2 separate regions of the Homo sapiens genome follow, and region 2 is linked to region 1. Evidence: read pairs that join two places in POLR2A ChIA-PET (ENCODE). Cell type or tissue: HCT116. All regions are shown on one strand. Each heading gives the region's core, and the rest is flanking DNA. Links, peaks and the distances in the headings are about the cores only.

What was found. Peaks named below come from ENCODE experiments on the same cell type or tissue, not always from the same donor. Only the 100,000 strongest peaks of a DNase experiment are listed, where the experiment ranks them.
Region 2: POLR2A ChIA-PET joins it to region 1 with 10 read pairs; 1 of 35 experiments calls an interaction of 5 or more read pairs at or near these places.

The regions. Positions count from the first base shown.
Region 1 is chr9:136,688,028-136,698,136 of GRCh38, reverse strand. No RefSeq gene overlaps it. Among named protein-coding and RNA genes, the nearest start is that of AGPAT2, 5.6 kb to the right of the region's middle. RefSeq lists enhancers at 30-538, 539-1,049 and a silencer at 9,954-10,033. In HCT116, for the core only: a CTCF peak has its summit at 3,762 (motif pointing right); DNase peaks (open chromatin) are centred at 2,526, 3,796 and 4,136; H3K4me3 peaks cover 2,062 bases; H3K27ac peaks cover 2,861 bases.
Region 2 is chr9:136,570,746-136,583,573 of GRCh38, reverse strand. It overlaps LOC124902311 (a long non-coding RNA gene), which reads left to right and starts at 5,897. Exons shown (of 2, transcript XR_007061866.1): 1 at 5,897-6,350; 2 at 7,610-8,022. RefSeq lists enhancers at 4,258-4,784, 6,825-6,944, 9,607-10,133, 10,134-10,660, 10,661-11,187 and 3 more. In HCT116, for the core only: no CTCF peak of the experiment used is centred there; DNase peaks (open chromatin) are centred at 4,053 and 5,403; H3K4me3 peaks cover 2,769 bases; H3K27ac peaks cover 2,768 bases.

The DNA of each region.
Region 1 (10,109 bases), core at 1,131-6,130:
TTCCTTAATTATTAACTGGGGACAGATTCCTGCAGGTGACATTTCTGGGTCAGAGACTTTGAACGGGTGGCTTTCTATCATAACCTGCTCCAGAGAGCAGGGTACCCCTGGGGGTAGCTGAGGCAGAGACGCAGCCCACCCCAGTCTCGTGGGACTCCCTGGTGGCAGCGCTGACTGGACTCTGGGGCAGCGGCCCTTCGGGGGGCTGCTTCCCTCTCTCCCCAGGCACAACCTCGGGGGAACAGACTGCCCTTCCCTGGGACCCCAGCCTCACTAGCCCCCTACCCATCCTCCTCTGGTCCCGTCTTCTTTTGGTCCCAGAATTCATCTGGTCCTGCCTTGCCTTGGAGCCAATGCTATTCCCTATGCCAGGAATTCCAACCACCCGCCTGATGGCCCCGTGAGCAATCCACCCTGGGGGACCAGCTCCTATGACCTCCCTTTCGTGGAGGCCCTCCTGATCCAACAGGTCATGCAGACACCCGTTCCTGCTGGGCTCCCCACTAGCCCCCAAGCCCCATCTGGTAGGAACCACCTTGCCTGTCTCTGTCCCCGTGCTGACCACCGCTGATTCCATACCTCAGCAGAGGGGTGGAGGCATGTACATGCACGCACGCACACGCTCTCACACGCAGGCGCACGCCAGGGCTAGCTCCCTCACGCCCACTCATGCACACACACTCCTTCCGGAGAGCTCACTGACACGCACAGGCACACACACGCGCACACACACACGTGCACACACACACACCCTGGGGCTTGCTCAGCTCTGCTACGAAGGGCCCCTTGGGCTCAGGCCGCTGACCCTGCGGCTCCTGACGCTCCCAGTCCAGAGTCCCCTTGGCCTCCCCCTGAGCCTGGCTGGACTTCGGCCTGATCAGGGTCCCTCAGTGGAGCTGTGACCTTCTTTTCCTCCCTCTAGAAGCTCCTGAGAGACCAGCAAGGGTGTTGAGATAAGGATGGAGGAAGGAGGAGAAGGGAGAGGGAAGAGGGGAAAAGAGAGGGATGATAGGAGGGGGAAGGAGGAGGGGGAGGGGGAAGGAGGAGGGGGAGGGGGAGGAGGAGGGGGAGGGGGGAGGAGGAGGGGGAGGGGGGAGGAGGAGGGGGAAGGAGGAGGAGGAGGGGGAAGGAGGGGAGGGAGGAGGGGGAGGGGAGGGAGGAGGGGGAGGGGAAGGAGGCCAGGGAGGAGGGGGAGGGGAGGGAGGAGGGGGAGGGGAGGGAGGAGGGGAGGGGAAGGAGGGCAGGGAGGAGGGGGAGGGGAGGGAGGAGGGGGAGGGGAGGGAGGAGGGGGAGGGGAGGGAGGAGGGGGAGGAATCTTGCAATCTGAATAAAAACATCTTTGGGCCTCATTTGCGCCCCAGGCCCCCCAGGCTCCGCCAGGCTGGGGGGTGGAGGTGCAGGCAGTGGTGGAGAGCTGAGTCCTGGACTGGCCTAGGAGACCCCAGTCCTGGCTGCACGGCCTCAACCACGTGACTTGGAGGGGCAGCTCCTCCTCTTGACACCCCAGCTGTTCACCCGCACAGCCTGGAGCCCACCCTGCTGTCGGGGCTGCGGTGAGAATCTGCTGAGGGCCTGTGTTGCAGGGTCTGGTGTCGCCCAGGGAAGTTCTGCACCAGGTCGAATCTCCAGGCCTCCTATTGTGTTTTAATCACAGTCTACCTGTCTAGACCTAGTGTGTCCTACAGGGTGTGCGGTGGCCAGGCCCCAGGGGGCCCCAGGGACCCTCACCTCCCAGCATCTGTCACCTCCTGCCCTCCCGTGGGCTTCTGGGCTTGGTCTGTGCAACCCACAGCCCTTGGTGGGAGTGTTGGTGTGTGGCTTCCTGGGCGCCCGGGGCCCCTCGGCGGGGCTGGTTAGAACCGGTGCTGTGGCACAGACAGCAGCTGGTGCCAGGTGGCCCTGGCCGGAGACACTCAGGGCACATGGACGTGCAAAGACAGCAGGCGGCCGAACACCTGTCACCGTCCCATGTCACGTAAGGGGAGCAGTGCACATCGGCACTGGCCGTGTGAGCCCGTGGTGTGTAAATTCCTCCAGGGAACAGGTTCACCAGCCCTGCGGAGAGCCGTGCGTGCAGCTGGCACGGGGGGTCCCTGAGAAGATCCTGGCCCTGCTGTGCTCGACTCCGCGGGGGACGCTCAGCCCTCCTCGACAGAAGGTGAGCCTAGGAGATGGAGCAGGATGCACAGAGGGAAGGGGGGTTTCACCTAAAGCTCAGACGGATCAGGACCCGGGTGCCTGCCTGGGGGGACGTGTGGGGCTCCCCCACAAGGCCGAGCTCCCTGAAGGCAGGCTTTCCCCAGGGGGTGCAGCCTACCATGACCCTGGGCCTGTGGGGATGGGCTCCTGACCAGCTGTGGTCTCACCAGGCAGACACTGGGCTCCTGCCAGGCCTCTTGACCATCTGTCTTGCGGGCTAGGACACATTCTCCTGGCCCGCCTGGCTTCTGCCTGCTTATTAAGAAGGTGGCGTGAAAACAGAGCCACCTGACGTCGCCCCAGGGCCGCAGCCAGGTGCTCTCAGCAGGGTTCTCTGGGAGGCTGGGGAGGAGGAAGGCCCAGGGCCCGGGCACTGTGCCCAGCCAGGCCCCACAGTGCTGGGCAGTGCAGTGTGCTGGCAAGAGAATGTGTCTGCCTTTATTTATACAGGTGACTGAGCAACAACAGGGCGAGGTTAATGTCATTTAAAGAAAGTGTTTTTGTTTTTGTTTTTTTGAGACAGAGTCTTACTCTGTTGCCCAGGCTGGAGTGCAATGGCACGATCTCAGCTCACTGCAATCTCCACTTCCCAGGCTCAAGCGGTTCTCCTGCCCCAGCCTCCCAAGTAGCTGGGATTACAGGCACCTGCCAGCATGCCTGGCTAATTTTTGTATTTTTGGTAGAGACTGGGTTTCACATGTTGGCCAGGCTGGTCTCGAGCTGCTGACCTCATGATCTGCCCGCCTTGAACTCCCAAAGTGCTGGGATTACAGGTGTGAGCCACTGCGCCCGGCTGGAAATGAATGTTTAGAGTGGAAGATTGTATCTGTCTTTACACCAACACACTCATAAAATATAATTTTCAATGTATTTTTATCAAGGAAGGAGCCCCTGAAGGCAAAGGGCCCGGGGCCCCCAGGCATCGCGCCCTGTGCGGAGGGTCCTGGCCATTGAGCAACAGCAAACTGGGGGCGCCGGGGATGCGGATGAAGGACACCCAGAAACTGGCAGGAATGGGGAAGGAGAAAGGAAGAGAAGGGAGGGAGGGAGGGAGGGAGGGAAAACTAATTCCCCAAGCCCAGAAACTACGATGGGTGGACTTGCAGAGGGGAGGAACTTCAGTGCACCTCAAACGCTCGGAGGCGCCTGTGCAGCTCCAGTCATGCAGGCAGAGCCGCAGTCTCAGGGCCGCTCCATGCTGGTTCCCACTAGCGGCCCGGGGGCACCCACTGCTCGGAGGACGCACCCCGTGGGTGGGGCTGGGAGGCTCCTGCCTGGCGCTGCTGAGTATTGGAGGGGCCGCGGATTCCTGGGGTGGTACCCGCCCAGCCCAGCGCTCATCAGAGGACTCGGATTGTGCGGAAGGTTGGAGCATGGCAAGTGGCAAGTGCCCCTGGGGACGCTTTAAGGACGAAGGATGGTAGATCCAAAGGCGTGACCTCCTGTGGGCTCCCGCGTCTGGGGCCACATGTCCCCCGTCATCCCTCCGTCCCTCTGCCCTGTGGCCTGGCGCTGCCTCCACCCCACCCCACCCTACCCCATCCCGGGGCCTGTCCACCAGAGGGCAGTGCTGCCCAGCCCTTCGCAGAGGCCTTGGGGAGAATCCAGGGGCGGCCTTGCTGGACTTGGCCCTAGGCTGGGGAAGGGGTCGCCAGCTGAAATACAGGACACCCAGTTAGATCTGAGTTTCAGATAAACAACAAATAACATTTTTTAGTATAAGTATGTCCCCATATTACACGGGACACGTTTATGCCAAAATATTCTTCCTTGCCAATCTGAAGTGCAGATCTAACCTGAGCCCTAGGTTTTTGTTTTGTTTGATAAATCTGGCAACCCTGCCAGGGGCAGCACAGGTGACCTGCAGGCTCTCGGAAGGCGGCTCCCAGGAGCAGGCAGGGCTGCAGTCAGCTCGGCAGGGATGGCCACCGTCTGCCACACCTGCCCAAGGCTGTGACTCAGACGGGGCTGTGACTCAGGCAGGGTGCGGCAGGGCGGGGAGGGTGGGAGCTGGGTGGCTGAGCTGCTGGACCTTAACCCTCACCTCTTACCCAGAGGCAAGAGGACCTGACCTACTCACCTGCACTCAGGGCTCTTGTGCTGAGGCCTTGGGGTGGTAAGGGGCGTGGTATAGGTCAAAGGCCAGAGCCCTGTGTCCTCTGCTCCGGAAGGCACGGCTGCAGGTGTAGTTAGTGTTGCTGACACCCTCTAGGCTTGTGCAGTGCACAACCTGCACAGCTGGGCTAGGCGCCCGGGGCAGCTCCTCTGGTTCCCTCCTCACCCAGGTCCTGCCCTCCTCTCTCTCTCCCTGCCTGCCGTGCGCCCGCCCTCACTGTGGCCTCTGGACTCCTGCTGGAGTCTCCTTGATGACATTTAAGTCACAGCTCCACCTGGAATTCAACTTGGGCTCAGACACCCCAACCCTCTGGGATGGAAAAGAAGAAAATGGAGAGTGTGGGGCAGACGCCGGCCGAGCCGAGGGCAGGTCAGCACAGCCTCATGTCCGGCAGAGGGTGTCCAGGTTCTTGGCATCATGAACAAAGAATTGGACAAAATGCACAAAGCAACGGAAGAAGGAAGCAGCAAAGGCAGAGACGTGTGGAACATGAACGCGCACTCCACAGTGCAGTGGGAGCCGGGCTGAGCACAGGGGGTCGGGAGCCCTGTTACAGAACTGCCTGGGGTCTAAATATGCTCCAGAGGTTTCCACTGGTTACTTGGTATATGCCCTATGTAAACGGAGAGGTTATTTCCTGTTGTAGCTGATGTGTTTCCATTTGATTTTGTTCTACGGAGTCAGCGTGAAACAGCCTTAGGTTCCCAGGCTCCAGATCCTCTTCTCCTCCCTCACTGGGTCCCAGTCATTGCCCCATTGTCTGGATCTCGGAGGCTGCCCCTGGTGCTGGCTGAAGCCCAGCCACCATCCCCGAAGGCCGCTCCTTCCCAGGATGTCCAGAGGCTCTCGGTGCGTCGTTTCCCAGGTGGCCCCTGACGACTGAGGGCTCCAGGCTCTGCACAGTCCACGCTGCCACTGGGATCGGAAGGGCGGATTCCTCCCTCCTTCCGTCACTCATTCACTCACCAATGGGGCACCTGCCATGGGCCAGGAGCAGAGTAGAGGGTGTTGGAAGCGAACCCACGGGTGGGCGGTCGGGTGGGGAGGGAAGCCCGCCTGCCTCTGCCCACAGGAGCCCAGGCCTGACACGGCCCCAGGACACAGGCCCCTGCCCCACACGGCAGCACGGATGCCCACGGCCCAGGCCTGGCATGGTTCAGAGGAGGACGTGGACACCAGGTCCACTGGGGGCTGCCTGGACACCCTGGAAACTGTGTGCACCACCCGGGTGGCCGTGGGAGTGCGGCGCTCAGCCTGAGAAGGACCCAGCGTCGGAAGCCCCTGTAGGCGCCAGAGCCGGCCCTCGGACGCTTCACCAAAGGAAGCTGCAGCCTCGTCTGGGCTCCGACGGCCCTTCCTGGAGGTCTTGCCGTTTCTCTCATTTGGTGGAAGAGGTCACGGCCTGTGGCACCCAGGCCCCGGCTTTCGATGCTGAGCCCCGAACCCCCGGCCTCAGCCTCATCTTGCCAAGAGGATGATCCTGTGGAAAGGTGAAGTCGCTCCCGAAATTGGGGGGCGGCTCTGAGCCCCCAGTTGGGTTTGCTAAGGCTTGGACCGGTGCTGCCAAAGGCCCTTCCGACCACATCATGGGCAGGGCGCAGGGCCAGAGCCAGGGCCACCCTGCAAGAGCCAAGCCCCTGGACACCACTGCCGGTGGGGAAACTGGGGAAATAGGTGCTCTGGAGGTATTTGGGGGAAGGGTGAAGGAGGAGCCGACTGCAGCCCAGGCCCCCCTGCCCCCGCTTGCTGGGGTTGGGACCTCGGCTCCTCTGCCCCAGTGGGATCAGCTGCTCCAAGCCCCGCCACAGTCGGGAGGCCCTTGGAGGGGCTCAGGGAGCAGAGCCCGCTGTGGTGGGTGGGGCAGCCTTGGTAGTGGAGGGGGCTCCTGAACCGCCCATTCTCTGGGGCACTTGCCTCCCTCCTGTGCCCTAGGCGAGATACCAGAGGAGGGGGCTTGGAGGCCCTAGGCCTGATTGGACGCCGCCCTCAGCAGTGAGTAAAAAGCCATGGGGTGAGGCCGAGGCTGGGGGCTGGGCCTTCATCCCTGCCTTGCTTGGGCTGGCCTGGGCCGTCCCAAGCCTCGGTCCCACTGAATCATCACACGCACCCTGCACGAAAGGGAAACTGAGGCCTAGAGAGGCAGGGCTGATCCAAGGTCACCCAGGGTCTCCTCGCTGGGTCGGGCTGCCTGACCCTGACCCTGGGCTCTTCAGCCCCACACCACACCCCTCTCGGACTGGGACCCAGGCACCCTCTGGGCCTCCGTGGTCCTGTGTGAGCTCCAGCCATGGCTGCGTCAGAGGCCGGAGCTCTGCGTCTGCTCTGGTACTTCCTGCCACGGAGCCCGACTTGCCCGGGCTCCCTGCTCCTCAGAGGCTCCACTTAGACACAGGTGTGCTGGGTGCGAGAGGCCGTGCATAGGGCACAGCTGCTCTGGGCAGGGAAGGGCTACTGCAGTGTGGGCCCCTCCTCCCTGGGCCGTCTCCTCCCTTCTGTCTCCTGATGCCTCCCCGCCCCTGTCCTCTCCATCCACCTCTGTCCTCTGTCTCCCAGCCCAGACATCATCCTGGCAGGAGAAGGACCCTGTGGGGTGTGCTCTGCCCCTCACTCCCACCCCAGCCTGTGACCTAAGAGCTCCGGATGGGACATCCAAAGGCGTGACCTCCTGTTGGCTCCTACATCTGGGGCCATATGTCCCAAGGTCCCACGTGCCCTGGCCAGCGCCCCTTGGAGCCCTCACCCGCCCTCCCTGACTCCCTAGGGAGAGTGTGGACCGCCCCGCCTGCTGCAGAGGTCTGGGCAGCCAGCCCAGAGGGCTCACCTCATCTATTTTTAAGCACAAACCCATGAAAGATTCACAGGCTGCTTTATTTACAGGTGGTGGGAATGGCATTGCGCCCAGCACACCCACCAGGAGGCCGGACAACCCGTCGGCCAGGGTACGCTCTGCCCGAGAGCCCCAGGCATGCCCGGCTTGGACCTCAGCCACTCTGTGCAGGCTGAGGTCCCGGCATAGCCTGGCCTCCCCGTCCAGCCCCCAAGCCAGGCTTTGATGTCCTCCCTGGAAGGAAGGAGCCCCTGAAGGGTCCAGCCCGAGGCCCAGCTGTGCCGTGGCTGCCCCCTGGCCACACGTCCCCGTGTCTCCAGCTGCCGAGAAGCTCTCCCCTTCCCTGGCTCTTGTCCTGGTGTCTCTCCGGGGCAGGTCTTTGGGGAGAGGCCTAGTCAGGCCCATGTGCCCCGCCAGCCCGGCAGCTGCCTCCTGTCACACACTGGGCACGGCGAGCGTCACGTCTCCACTTTACAGATGAGGAAACCGAGGCTCTGGTGCCTTGGCTAACTCAGGGTTTAGGTTTAAAGCCAGATGGACTGGTCTTCAAAGCCCGGCTGCCCTGCCCCTGCCAGTCCTTCCTGGGCCACACAGCACTGGCTTCATCTCTGCTTCCTGGAATTGGAGAGGCTTGGCTGGTCCTTCCGTCCTCACTCGCTCCCTGAGCTGTGTGGGCTCCCCGGGCCTCAGCAGCCGGTGCCAACTCAGCTCTCACTGTCACCTGGTGTCATGCGCTGTCTGGCCGGGTCCCAGCAAATGCCCAGGAGGACTCTCAGCTGTCCTTGGGTGGGTACAGCCGCACGGCCACCACCGGCCCAGCACTCCCTGCCCCTGGTAGCTGAGGGCATCTCAAGGGTCAGACAGGGCGCTGGCCATCCCTACACAACAGAACCAGGCTCCCAGTCCCTCACCACACTCTTGGGATAAACCCAGCAGAGCCCATGCCAGCCCTCCCTGGGTGAGAAGCACTCATTTTAGAGAAAATCTCTTTTCTAGGCTGGGCGCGGTGGCTCACATCTGTAATCCCAGCACTTCGGGAGGCCGAAGCGGGCAGATCACTTGAGGTCAAGAGTTTGAGACCAGCCTGGCCAACATGACAAAACCCTGTCTCTATTAAAAATACAAAAATTAGCCGGGTGTGGTGTCGGGCGCCTGTAATCCCAGCTACTCAAGAGGTTGAGGTAGGAGAATCTCTTGAACCCAGGGGGCAGAGCTTGCAGTGAGCCGAGATCACGCCACTGCACTCCAGCCTGGGTGACAGAGCGAGACTCCGTCTCAAAAAAAAAAAAAGAAGAAGAAAATCTCTTTTCTTGGCATCTCTGCCAGCCCATAAGATTCTCTGGAGCTTTACTTCTAGAAACAAATAATGTGTTAGCTTCCCAAATGTGGCATTATATTAAAATACACAGTACTTCCTCATCACTCCCCAAGTCCCTGGCCCGCCTCCTCTTGGATCTTGTCGGAGGAAAAGTGGACGTTTCTCTCAACACTTCTGCAAGGTGCAGAGAAGAGGGAGGAGGTGAAATTAGGTCTCACCCTCTTCAGGAGAGCAGTGGGCAAAACCCCACCTTGTCTGGGGAGGCAACAGGGTCACCGTGTGCTGCCCTGGCACTGTTCCTGCCAGCCCTGGCAGGAGTCTTCCGGCTCAGAGTCAGCCTCTTTTCCTCTGTCACGTCCCGGCTGTCTGGTGTTCACCCTTGAGAGCCTCAGTTTTCCCTCTGTAAAATGGGGATGCCTTTGCTACTATGGAAAGTGTGTGCTGAGCACCTGCTATGTGCCAGACATTGGCCTGAGTGCTGGTCGCACATGGTGCACAAAACAGATGAGGCCCCACGGGCTCCATTCCGGGGGGAGGAGAGGAGGGAGAGGTGTCCAACACACACACAGTCACCTAGGGGTGCAGGAAGATGGTGGCCACCCTGGAAAGGTCGGTGGGCTGGGAGGTAAAGGACAAGAAGGGGGCTGGCATGTAAAGCCCCTGGACAGGCCTGATGGTTGTGAGGACTGGATTCCACAGCCAGGGTACAACCTGCTCGGGACCTGGGTGCACAGAGCCTCCAGCTGAAGGTGCTGTGAAGCCCCACTCCTCCAGGAAGTCCACCTGGGACCCCAGCCCACACCCCCGCATCCCCCAGCTCCCGGCAGCGGCACTCCTGTCTGCAGGGTGCACCCACCTCATCTGCCCTGGAAGATGAAAACCCCGCAGCCGTCAGCAGCCACCTCTCAGCCTCTCAGAGGCACAGCAGTGCAGCTCTCAGACCTCCCGGCTGCGGGGTGTGCAGTTCCGGCTCCAAGCGTGGAAAGAGGTCAAGCCAGGCCCTCCAAGCTGATTCCAGATGAAGCCCATATGGATCTGGAAGGAGACTGGGCTGGAAAATGCTCTCCTGGGTTTCGCTGTAAGATGCCTACAGGCCTAAGGCAAAAGGATGTGTCTCCACTTTCAAGAAAAGCTGGGACCGCCTGGGCAGGGGCTGCTGAGCCCAGGCAGCGAGACCCCACGTCCTTCAGGACCGCAGTTCCCCATTCATTTGAAGAGCAGTTTCTGTATTTGTCATTCTCTCAGTACAGTTTGGGGGGTGGTTACAATGTTCAGGGAAATGTTTTAACAGCTCAACTCTGCATCTGAAAAAAGAGGGGCCGTGCTCCCCTGCTGACCCGTTAGAGCGCAGGGCGGCCAGCACTCCCGCAACTGCAGCAAACCCAAGAGTCCCTATGAGGAGGGACCCCAGGAAACTGCTTTTCAATCTCCATCTGCTCCCTGAGGTGGGACGCCGGGTGGGGGCCGGGCCAGGTGACTGCTGCCCTTGTCCCAGCTGCACCTTGCCCTGCCACGCTGGCCGTGCTGCCAAGCGGATGTGAACGCCGCCACCTGACACCCACCTCGCCTGCCCCCGGAGCGTCCCTGGTGACAAGGCTACTTCTGGCACCCAGGGTGGGGCAACCCAGCCCCGCCCAGACACACGCCCC
Region 2 (12,828 bases), core at 3,365-8,364, 120 kb after region 1:
GCAGGGCCCAACCCAGGCCGGGCATAGAAAGGAGACACCGCCTGTGGACCTGAGGGCCTGGGAAGCCTATGGAGGGAGCGTCCCCAGCCCCTGAGGCACAACCAGGGCCAGGCTAGGGTTTCTCGAGCTGGTGCCTGCACTGGGCCCGGGCCTCCCCAGCCTGGGCCAGCCCGGGCCAGCCCATGGCCCAGCTCCCAGGGTGCTGCAGAAATGTCCTTTTGTTGGCTGAACAAAGCAGCTTTGAGCTGGGCCCTTATCTCAGGCCACACTGAGATGGGCTGGAGCCGGCTAGCCAGCCTGGAGGGGTGCCCCCAAGCAAGGAGAGGCAGAGAGAGGCTCTCCAGGGATGCAGCAGGCCCATCAGATAAGGCCCTAGGCAGGCACAATGGGCATGGGTAGGCACAGGTGAGTACAGGTGGGCACAGGCAGACACAGGTTGGCACAGTTGGGCACAGGCAGGCACAGGTGGATGCAGACACACTCCATCTCTGCCCCACCCTGCCAAGCACTGTCTTGGCTATCGAAGGCCCCAGGTGGCTCAGCGTGGCTGGGAACCCAAGGAGGCATAGGTGGGCTTCCCTGAGCTGGGCCAGGATAGTGGGGGGTGGCCCTCCCTCAGTGACAGGTGCCCAGTGGGTCAGGGGCAGCTCATGCTTGGCCCATCCCTGGGTCTCTCTGGAGACGAAGCACCTGACTCCAGGCACCTTAAGGGCAAGGCCAGGAAGGTGTGGCTGGCAGTGTCCCCTTTGCCCACCTATGTCTCAGGGAGCTGAGAGGCCTCAGAAACACACGCTGCCCTGTCCTGCTGTCCCAGGACCCGTTTCAGGCTTCCACGGTGCATGGTGCCTACCAGGAGAGACTCAAGTGCAGAAGAACAGCCACAGGGGCCAGTGGGCCACACGGCAGGCCTGGCCCCACCTGTGACACGGGTGGCAACCTTCCCCAGGAACATCCAGTGCCTCCTGCCTGCAACAGCCCACAGGGCACTGGATACAGAGGCGGTCAGTTGGTTCCTATGCCATGAGGCTCCCTCCTTCCTCCCTTTTTCCTGTCTCCCTACCTCCCTTATCTCTGTGTCTGGTGTACAGCTGGGCTCAGACAACATCTGTTGAATAAATGGATGGACGAATGAGTGAATGAATGAGTGAGCAAATGAGTGAGTGACTGAATGAGTAAGTGAATGGGTGAGTGATTCAGTGAGTAAATGAGCAAGTGAGTGAGTGAATGAGTGAGTGGGTGAGTGAGCAACTGAATAAGTGAGAGTGAATGAGTGAGTGTATGAGTGAATGAGTTTGTGAATGAGTGGGTGAGTTAGTGAATGAATGAGTGAGCAAATGAATGAATGAGTGAGTGAATGAGTGAGTGACTGACTGAGAGTCAATGAGCGAGTGAATGAGTGATTGAGTGAATGAGTGGGTGAGTGAGTGGGTGAGTGTGTGGGTGAGTGAGTGACTGAAGGAGTGAGCAAATGAATGAGTGAGTGAATGAAAGAGTGAATGAGTGAGTGAATGAGTGAATGAGTGAATAAGTGAGTGAGTGACTGAATGACTGAGTGAGTGAGTGAAGGACTGAATGAGTGAGTGAGTAAATGAGTGAGTGAGTGAATGAGCGAGTGAATGAGTGAGTGAGTGAATGAGCGAGTGAATGAGTGAGTGAGTGAATGAGTGAGTGAGCGAATGAGTGAGTGAATGAGTGAGTGAATGAATGCGTGAATGAGTGAGTGATTGAAGAGTGAGAGAGTGGGTGAGTGAGGGAGTGAATGAGCAAGGGAGTGAGTGAGTGAGTGAATGAGTAAGTTAGCGAGTGAGTGAGGGAGCGAGGGAGTGAATGAGCGAGGGAGTGAGTGAGTGAACGAGTAAGTGAGCGAGTGAGTGAGCAAGTGAATGAGTAAGTGAGCGAGTGAGTGAGTAAGCGAGTGAATGAGTGAGTGAATGAGTGAGTGAATGAGTGAGTGAATGAGTGAGTGAGTGAGTGAATGAGTGAATGAATGAGGGAATGAGTGAGTGAATGAGTGAGTGAGTGAGTGAATGAGTGAGTGAGTGAGTGAGTGAATGGGTGAGTGAGGGAATGAGTGAGTGAGTGAATGAGTGAGTGAATGAGTGAGTGAATGAGTGGGTGAGTGAATGAGTGAGTGAATGAGTGAGTGAGTGAACAAGTGAATGAGTGAATGAGTGAGTGAGTGAACGAGTGAGTGAGTGAGTGAACGAGTGAATGAGTGAGTGAATGAGTGAGTGAATGAATGAGGGAATGAGTGAATGAATGAGTGAGTGAGCAAATGAGTGAGTGAGTGAATGAGCAAATGAGTGAGTGAGTGAACGAGCGAATGAGTGAGTGAGGGAATGAGTGAGTGAGGGAATGAGTGAGTGAGTGAATGAGTGAGTGAATGAGTGAGTGAGTGAATGAGTGAGTGAATGAGTGAGTGAGTGAATGAGTGAGTGAGTGAGCAAATGAGTGAGTGAGTGAACGAGCAAATGAGTGAGTGAGTGAACGAGCGAATGAGTGAGTGAGTGAGTGAATGAGTGAGTGAGGGAATGAGTGAATGAATGAGGGAATGAGTGAATGAGTGAGTGAGTGAATGAGTGAGCGAATAAGTGAGTGAGTGAACGAGTGAGTGAGGGAATGAGTGAGTGAGTGAACGAGTGAGTGAGTGAGTGAATGAGGGAATGAGTGAATGAGTGAGTGAGTGAATGAGTGAGCAAATAAGTGAGTGAGTGAACGAGTGAGTGAGGGAATGAGTGAGTGAGTGAACGAGTGAGTGAGTGAGTGAATGAGTGAGTGAACGAGTGAGTGAGTGAATGAGTGAGTGAACGAGTGAGTGAGTGAATGAGTGAGTGAATGAGTGAGTGAGTGAGTGAACGAGTGAGTGAGTGAGTGAGTGAACGAGTGAGTGAGTGAGTGAATGAGTGAACGAGTGAGTGAATGAGTGAGTGAGTGAATGAGTGAGTGAATGAGTGAGTGAGTGAATGAGTGAGTGAATGAGTGAGTGAGTGAATGAGTGAGTGAGTGAGCAAATGAGTGAGTGAGTGAACGAGCAAATGAGTGAGTGAGTGAACGAGCGAATGAGTGAGTGAGTGAGTGAATGAGTGAGTGAGGGAATGAGTGAATGAATGAGGGAATGAGTGAATGAGTGAGTGAGTGAATGAGTGAGCGAATAAGTGAGTGAGTGAACGAGTGAGTGAGGGAATGAGTGAGTGAGTGAACGAGTGAGTGAGTGAGTGAATGAGGGAATGAGTGAATGAGTGAGTGAGTGAATGAGTGAGCAAATAAGTGAGTGAGTGAACGAGTGAGTGAGGGAATGAGTGAGTGAGTGAACGAGTGAGTGAGTGAGTGAATGAGTGAGTGAACGAGTGAGTGAGTGAATGAGTGAGTGAACGAGTGAGTGAGTGAATGAGTGAGTGAATGAGTGAGTGAGTGAGTGAACGAGTGAGTGAGTGAGTGAGTGAACGAGTGAGTGAGTGAGTGAATGAGTGAACGAGTGAGTGAGTGAGTGAATGAGTGAGTGAACGAGTGAGTGAGTGAGTAAGTGAACGAGTGAATGAGTGAATGAGTGAGTGAATGAGTGAATGAATGAGGGAATAAGTGAGTGAATGAGTGAGTGAGTGAATGAGTCAGGGAGTGAGTGAGAGAATGAGTGAGGGAATGAGTGAGGGAATGAGTGAGTGAGGGAATGAGTGAGTGAGTGAATGAGTCAGGGAGTGAGAGAGAATGAGTGAGGGAATGAGTGAGTGAGTGAATGAGCAAGTGAGTGAATGAGTGGGTGAGTGAATGAATGAGTGAGTAAATGAGTGAGTGAATGAATGAGCGAAGGAGTGAATGAGTGAGTGAATGAGTGAATGAGTGAGTGAATGAGTGAGTGAGTGAGTGATTGAGTGAAGGAGTGAGTGAATGAGTGAGCGAGCGAGTGACTGAGTGAAGGAGAGGTAGGGGTGAGGGAGGGGAGGCCCAGGCAGGGGCGGGTATTCCCAGCAGGATGTGCTACCTTCTAAGCGGGTCTTGGGTTGGGCCCCAGAGGCTGCAGGTGAGCGCAGGGGAAGAGCACTGCCTGCAGGAGGCTCACCCTGCTGGAGGTCCCGGTTTGAGGCTGAAGCCTCAAACGGTCTGGGGGCCTGGCCGAAGGCAGAGCTGGGCAGACACCATCCCTGCCCTGCCAGGGCTGCCCTGGGCCCCAGGTGGCTCAACACAGCTGGGAACTGAAGGAGGCACCTGGATTTTGAGGGAGACAAACTGCGTGGGTCCTGTCTGAACAGGCTCATTTCAGCACCCAGTGTGTGGGGCAGGGCCCCCATCCCCGGCCATGCTCAGTGGCCAGAATGAGCCCTGAATCGGAGCTAAAGGCAGAGGTGAGGGTCCCAGAGACCCCACATCTCCTTCGGAGGCCAGGCGCCTGGCCCCAGTGTGGAGCTCCAAGCCCCTCCCCCAGCGCCCAGCCACATCCCCTGGGAGGACCAGGGGCCCTGTGATGTGGGGCCACCACCCTCCCCCTGACCCCTGGCATTCAGCCAGGTGGGAGAAGGCCAGCTTGTTCCTCCTGTGGTGCCCCGCCCACATGTCCCTCCCCAGGCTGGGGTGGGCGCAGCCTCATTGGAGCAAACAGTTCCTTCCTTCTTGCCCGTGACTGGGGTCTCAATGTTTCCCTTGCCTCCCATGGGTCCCCCTCACTTTCCCACAAGCACTTATGGCATAAAAATAACTTCTTTGGGAATGGCAGTCCCTGCTGGGCTCATGTGGGCCCCCAGCCTCGGGGACCTCTGACTACAGGCCCCGCCCCAGGCCAGGCCCCTGAACGTTGCTGGGTGGGGAGAGTGCTCCCCAACAGAGCTTCCCGGCTGGGCTTCCTGAGAAGCTGCCTGGTCCAGGCTGCAAACTTGCAGGTGAAGGTCTGCCCCACGGACCCCGGGGAGTGGGATGGGAGGGCGGCCCCTTCCAGCCTCTTCCTTGTCACATTTTACACTCCAGGTTGATGGTGTTCTCAGGGGACATGGCTTGGGACTGACAGCCTCACCCTGTCACTTTGAATCTTCCCGCTATTGTGAATCAGAGTCCCACAGACACAGCCTCCCGCCAGGAAATCAGGGTTCCCCAGCGCAGGGCTCCTGGGCCACAGCGGTGGGGGCGCCCGGCGGCTCGACTGCTGCACCACAGCGGGCTCAGGTTGTATCTGGCTTTTCAGAGAACGTCCCTGCCTCGAAGTTCTCATCACTCAGGAAGAGAAATAGCTAGCCAGCTAGCCCCGGTGTGGGGAGGGGCCCAGAGCCTGGCTCATGCCCCGAGGCCACCCCCACACCCCACCCTCTGGGCCTCAGTGTCCCCCGGCCGTGTTTGTGGGGATTTCAGCAGGAGGTGCTGTCTGGGTGTTTGGTATCCGGGAGGTGCCAGGCCAGCAGCGCAGCGCGATGACTGCATGGTCACGATAGGGATGCCTACGTGCCACACACTCCCATGCTGGAACCGTCAGAGCTGGCTGGTTTCCACCTGTCCAAAACCATCTTAACCAAAGCCCGCGTTCTTGCGCAGATTTACCTCCAGTTTATGGGATTACTTCTTTAGATGCAATCAGCATTTTCTGGAAGACTGGGAACACTTACGGGTCTTTTTTTTTTTTTTTTTTTTTTTTTGAAATGGAGTCTCGCTCTGTCGCCCAGGCTGGAGTGCAGTGGCGCGATCTCGGCTCACTGCAAGCTCCGCCTCCCGGGCTCATGCCATTCTCCTGCCTCAGCCTCCTGAGTAGCTGGGACTACAGGCACCCGCAACCACGCCCGGCTAATTTTTTTGTATTTTTAGTAGAGACGGGGTTTCACCGTGTTAGTCAGGATGGTCTCGATCTCCTGACCTCGTGATCCACCCACCTCAGCCTCCCAAAGTGCTGGGATTACAGGCGTGAGCCACCGCACCCGGCCTTACACTTATGGGTCTTGAAGTCAAAGGAGCCCGCGGTGATGCCGCCAGCACCTGGGGTTTGTCCGAGCCCCGCAGCTCCTCCGGCCCTGGAGCCTGGGCGCTGCTCGCTGGGATCTCTGATCCAGTCTCGCCTCTTTTTGTGTCCATCCGCAGACAAATACCTGTTACGTTCTAGGTGCTGAGGACACAGCGTGAGAGAGAAAAGGACAGACACCTCCTTCTTCCTGGAGCCTGGATGGGGCCGACAGGCACGGGGGAAGCCTCAGCCACTGTCTACTCAGATTTCCACACGCCACTGCCAAGTGGCCTCCTGTTCTCTGTGTCTGTGCCTCCTCTTCTACCTCTTAGAAGGACACCTGTCACTGGATTTAGGGCCCTTCCAGGTACTCCAGGATAATATCATCTGCTGGAGATCCCTACCTCGATCACAACTGCGAAGACCCTAATTCCAAGTAAGTTTCCAGCTGGGCTTTGCGGCGGCTCACACCTGAAATCCCAGCACTGTGGGAGGCCGAGGCGGGCGGATCACTTGAGGTCAGGAGTTCAAGACCAGCCTGGCCAATGTGGTGAAACCCCGTCTCTACTAAAAATACCAAAATTAGCCGGGTGTGGCGGTGGATGCCTGTAATCCCAGCTACTCAGGAAGCTGAGGCATGAGAATCGCTTGAACCCGGGAGGCGGAGGTTGCAGTGAGCCGAGATCGTGCCACTGCACTGCAGCTTGGGGGATAGAGTGAGAGTCTGTCTCCAAAAACAAACAAACAAACAAACAAAAAAACAAGTTTCCATCTGCACATCTGCAGGTTCCGGGACTTGGGAGGTGGACATGGCTCTTGGGGGCCACCATTCACCATTTGGCTCACTGCTCTGGGGAACAAAGGCCCCCAGTTACTCAAGGGGAGTGAGGGGAGTTCCCAGCAGAGCGCTGTGAGCCAAGGGTGGGAGGCCAAGAGGCAGGGACCACTGTGTCCTCTGGAGTGGACGAGGGGGCACTGAGGAGTGGATGAGGGTGTGGCCCTCCTGACAGCCCAGCCTCCGCTGGAAGTGGGGACCCGAGTCCCGGGCTCTGCCCTCTCCTGCCACCCCACAGGGCCTAGGCCAGCCTTGCCACGACCCTAAATCTTCTCGCTACTCCTGCCCTCACCTCAGCCTCTCCGGAGACAGCCTCCTCACCACTACCCTGGCCCAAGTGGGGAAAGCCCCACCACCCTGGGCTCCCAGGATGAGTCAGTTCCCCTCTCCTTGCCAGGCCCAGCTGGCAGTGAGGTCCTTGGCCTGGCACAGCACCTCATGTGCAAACACGGCTTGATGAACGGGCAGGAATGAAGCTTTGGGAGGGAGACTGAACGAGGAGAGAGAGAAGCATGTGGTGGTGAAAATGGAGGGAAGGCAGGGGGCTGGCAGGGGGCTGGCAGGGGGCTGGCAGGGGGCTGGGTGCAGCCCCAGATCTTGTGGAGTCCGGGCCCCAGGCTGGGCAGGCTGGGCAGGCTGGGCCCGCGGCACCTGTTTTTGCACACAAGGCCTGCCCTGACAAGGTGTCCTCTGCCGGATCCCGGGTGACTGTGCCTGTTGGGGGTCCTGCCAGGCCACCCGGTCACCTCCACACCCTGTTATGTCTCTGCAAGCATCGGTGTGTGACAGCGACTGGCAGAGCTGGGCAGGCAGGAGGCCTCTGTCTGGACCCTCAGCCTCTGCCTCGGCTCCTCTTCCAGGTGGCTGGACTTGCTCCCTGATACCCCCAACCTGCAGACACGCGGCCTTGGATTCAAGTGGGGCTGGGCTCCTCGGCCTCTGCCAGGCCACCCCACCCTCCCCCAGCTCCCAGCAGAGGCCAGCAGCCAAAACACTGCAGGCCAGCAGAGCTGGAGATCAGCAGACCCCAGAGGTGTAGACCTCCCGGCTCCAGACCTGGTCCTCCCCGCCCCGCTGGTGGTGCGGCCTCAGGCCAGTCCACTGCCTCTCCGCGCCTTGCCCTTCTCGCCAGGACTCAGGCCCAGCCTTACGAGAGAGGGTAAAACCAGACAACAACGGCAGGTCCTCCACCTGCACCTGGCCCCTCGGACTCCACCTACACCCGGCCCCTCGGAGGTGCCCAATAAACTCCGGTGCTGACGGTTGTGCCTGACACCCCCTGTCTCCTTTTGTGATCTTCCACAGATCACGCTGCTGCTTTGTGCCTCAGTTTCCCCATCTGTACCACAGGGGGCTGGATCAGACATCGCTGAGATCTTTGTAGAGCAGCACAGCTCCGTTGCTGATGTTCTAAGTAACCAAATTGTGTCCCGGACGCTGAGGTGTAACAGCCTTATCAGGGCCGGGCGCGGTGGCTCAGGCCTGTAATCCCGGCACTTTGGGAGGCTGAGGTGGGTGGATCACCTGAGGTCAGGAGTTCAAGACCAGTCTGGCCAAGATGGTGAAACCCCATCTCCATTAAAAATACAAAAATTAGCCAGGCGTGGTGGTGCATGTCTGTAATCCCAGCTACTCAGGAGGCTGTGGCAGGAGAATTGCTTGAACTGAGGAGGCAGAGGTTGCAGTGAGCCGAGATCACACCACTGCACTCCAGCCTGGGTGACAGAGCGAGACTCTGTCTCAAAACAAACAAACAAACAAAACAAAACAAAACAAAAAGCTGCCTCATGAGGACAGACTCGGCCGAGCAGTGGCAGAGCGAGGCCTGTTCACAGATGGGTGTTAGGAAAGGGAGGATGTGGCCCGGCGCGGTGGCTGACGCCTGTAATCCCAGAACTTTGGGAGGCCGAGGCGGGCGGATTACCTGAAGTCAGGAGTTTAAGACCAGCCTGGCCAGCATGGTGAAACCCCGCCTCTACTCAAAAACTACAAAAATTAGCCAGGCATGGTGGTGGCGCATGGCTGTAATCCCAGCTACTTGGAAGGCTGAGGCAGGAGAATCACTTGAACCTGGGAGGCGGAGGTTACAGTGCGCTGAGATCGCGCCACTGCACTCCAGACTGGGCAACAAGAGCGAAACTCCGTCTCAAGAAAAAACAAAACAAAACAAAAAAATCCCCACAGTGGTTAAAACAGAGTGATACTGGCACAAGAATAGGCACGAAGACCAACGGCGCCGAGTCCAGAAACAGACTCAAACAGATAAGGAATGTGGCATGTGACAAAGACAGAATGTCAAATCAGTGATAAAAACAGATCATTCAAAAACCCCTCCACACCTGGGAAGCCGGGGAGCCATCCAGAAAAAATAAAGTTGAATGTCTCACACCTCATACCAAAATAAATTTCAGATGGATCTGAGATTTCAATGTAAAAAATAAAACCACAAAGTCTAGAAAGCAACAGAAGATGCATCTTTAGAAGCTTGAGGCGAGACCTTCCTAAGCATGATGCAAAATACAAAAATCCAACACATAAATTTTTAAAAATAAATTCAATTCCATAGGCTGGGCGCGATGGCTTATGCCTGTAATCCCAGAACTTTAAGAGACCGAGGCGGGTGGACGTTTGAGTTCAGGAGTTTGAGACCAGCCTGGGCAACATGGAGAAACCCTGTTTTTACAAAAAAAAAAAAAAAAGCAAAAATTAGCTGGGCGTGATGGCACATGCCTGCGGTTTCAGTTACCCAGGAGGCTGAGGTGGGAGGATCGCTTGAGCTCAGGAGGCAGAGGCTGCAGTGAGCCGTGATCACACCACTGCCCTCCAGCCTGGGGACACAGCAAGACTCGGCCTCAAATACATAAATAAATGAATTCAACTCCATAAAATAAAATTTCTGCGTAGCAACAACCACATTAAGCAAAGTCAAAGTCTGCTGTTTAGGCAAGCGGGGAAATTCCTTGTGAACTCTATCCCCCTCGAAGGGCTGAATTCTCTCATTTAGAAAGAGCTCTAACAAATCAATAATGAGGTTATAATCCAGCACAGGGAAAAAATGGAAAGCAAAGAATACGAACAGAGCATTCACACGAAAGGAAAAACAAATGCTCCATAAACATGCAAAAAGATGCTCCCCCACTCTTTTTTTTTTTTGTATGTGTGAGACAGAGTCTCGCTCTGTCCCCCAGGCTGGAGTGCAGTGGTGCGATCTCAGCTCACTGCCACCTCCAACTCTCGGGTTCAAGCGATTCTCCTGTCTCAGCCTCCCAAGTAGCTGGGATGACAGGTGTGTGGCACCGTGCCCGGCTAGTTTTTGTATTTTTAGTAGAGATGGGGCCGCGCCATGTTGGCCAGGCTGGTCTTGAACTCCTGACTTCAGGTGATCTGCCTGCCTCGGCCTCCCAAGTGCTGGGATTTCAGGCGTGAGCCGCCGCGCCTGGTCCTCCACCTCCTTCTTGGTGAGAGAAATGCAAACTAAAACGGCACTGACAGCGTGTTTCCTATCAGGTTGGCCATGGCTTTGATTACATGGTGTTGTCTGCACCGGGAGGAGGCAGGGACCAGCAAGTGTTGTAAGTGGTTGCACTCCCTACAGAGGGCAACTCGGAAAAATCTCTCAGAAGGACGAATCCTTTGACCCTGCTTCGAGGAAGTCGTGCTGCCTGTGGTGATCTTGGGGACGAGGTCATTGCAGCGCAGCTCCTTAGCTTCTCAGGAAAAACCTACATACTCATCGCTGGCCTGTGCACGCCACACAGCACAGCAGAATATTCGACGAGCAAAGAAAAGACCGAGGAAGGAGGTTTTCGGGCTGTGATAAGGGACTGTCTCTAAGTTCCACGTTGCAGGTGAGAAGGGAGCCGTGCCCACTGGTGTCCAGAGCTGGTGAGAGAGCGCAGAGCGGGGCGGAACGCAGAGACAGGTGCCCAGGGCAGGTGGAAACTCAGCATGCCTGCAGGGCCTCATGGGGAAGGGCCCACCGGTTGCTTATTCACTCATCCCACACTGCTGCACTGGGCAGACAGAGCTCAACCCTGCAAGGTAGGCCCTGTGCTCTCAAACTCAGACCTTGGCAGAGGGACAGGGTGACAAGCTGTGGGTGATGACAATTTCCTGTGACAAGGGCAATGCTGTGAGGGGCCAGACCCAGAGGAGGCTGCACTGAGCTGGAGGGAAGGGAGTGGACCACGCTGAGGCGGGAGGTCCGACAAGCCAGCCCCCTCCACCCGAAGGGAGTTCCCAGGGTCTGAGCTTCAGGTCCAGAGATGCGGGAGGGACAGGGAGGTGGGACAGCCCCTCCCTCCGGCCTGGGCTGGGGCAGCTTCCAGGGCCGCGTTTCTGGGGACGCTGGCCTCATTCATCAGTGTCTTATGTGCATGGCCCTTCATCTCTGGGTACACCCGCCCTGCAGAAAGGCACTGGCTCTGTCTCTGCCTCCTGGCTATGCTGCCCTTCCCCAGAGGGAAGGACAATGGGGGTAGAGAGGAGGTGGGAAAGTCTGGCGGGGACCATTGTGTGAGGCCCTGCATGTTTGCATAGTGAGTGCCTTGACTGCTGAATGGACACAGGCATCCCAAGAATGCTGGCAGAGCCCACCAAGGGGCCGGCCCCGCACCCCCAAGCCTCTGACGCTTGCTGTCACTCGAGCCTGTCAGCACAGAGGGTAGGGAGAGATGAGACTGGCCAGGTTTAAGCACCAAGTAGGAGTCATCAAGAGCTGCCAAGCACAGTGGTGCCGGTTGTAAACTGCACAATTCCCGGGAGTGCCATTGACCTGGGTGGCTACAACTGCCAGCAACCCTGTAGCCACTCTGTTGGCCTCAGTGGTCTCAGCAGTAAAATGGCACAGGAGACCCCGTCCTGAGAAGGTATCTGCTTTCAGCCCAAGGTGGGGAGGGCGTGGGGGAGATGGGAAGCTGAGATGGGGCAGAAGGGGACAGAGGAAGGGAGGAAATCCACTAAGGACGTGAGAAGGGCGAGGCCTCCTGACCGACAGGCCGAAGGCCATGTGGGCGGCTGCATGGGGTCCATCGTGCAGACCTTCACTCTGGGCCAGCGCTGGGGCTGTGAGCTCGGCCAGCGTGGGGAGACTGCCAGCAGCTCAGAAGTCCCTGCGGGCTCCTAGGACCTGGTTCCTGTTCCCTCCAAGGCCTTTCAGATTCCCCAGCAAACCCCACAGGACAGCAGGGAAGGGCCAGGGTGGAGGGGACTGCAGGGACTTGAGCTGTCCACACGGGGAGGAGGAACCCGGGGGAGGCTGCCCCGGCCTACATTTGAAGCCATGGCCTTCACTCCAGGAACCCCAGCTCACTCAGAAATGGGACTAGGAAGGGCTGTTCTCAGTGGGGACAGCCAGGAAGGACCAAGTGGGGAATATCCCTGAAGCCCCCACACTGCCCTTCAGCCCCCTAGAATGTTGGCTCTTTGGATCCTCACCGAGGGCGTGGCGCGGTGTGGTGGCTGAGGCCGCCTGGGACTGACCCCAGCTCTGAGTGTCGGGGCTCTGTGTCTCTGTCTCTGTGTCTGTCTCTCTGTCTGTGAAACTGGGGAGGTGGTAACGACTCCCTGTGTCTCCGTCTGTGAAACTGGGGAGGTGGTAACGACTCCCAGGGCGTGGGAGGTGAGCGGCCGATAAACGTCAGAAGGAGAGGCCGGCCCAGAGTCAGCACCACGGCTCCCGGGCTCCCAGGAGACGCACACCAGGCAGAAGGAACTGTGTGCGAAGGCCGGGAGGTGGGACCTGTCCGGGGGTGACGGCAGGCGAGGGAGGGGAGGGTTGTGGGGGCCTCAGGAGGACAAAGGAGGGAAGAGGCCAGGACCTAGGGGAAAGGAGGCCAGGGCAGCCAGGAGGCCCTGGGCACAGGGGTCTGTCCCCTGTCTGTCCCAGCCGTGGGGCGTCGTGCTGTCCTGGAAGCAGGTTTTCTGTGGAGGCTGTGGAGAGGCTGGGGAGTGGGTGAGGGCCCTACCCTTCCCTTTGTCCCTGGCCCCGGCAGCCAGGCACTGAGAACCAGCATACCGGCCGGGGCCAGGGGATTGGCCAGGGCCCCCAGAGGCCCGGGAGCTGCTCATTCCCCAGCTC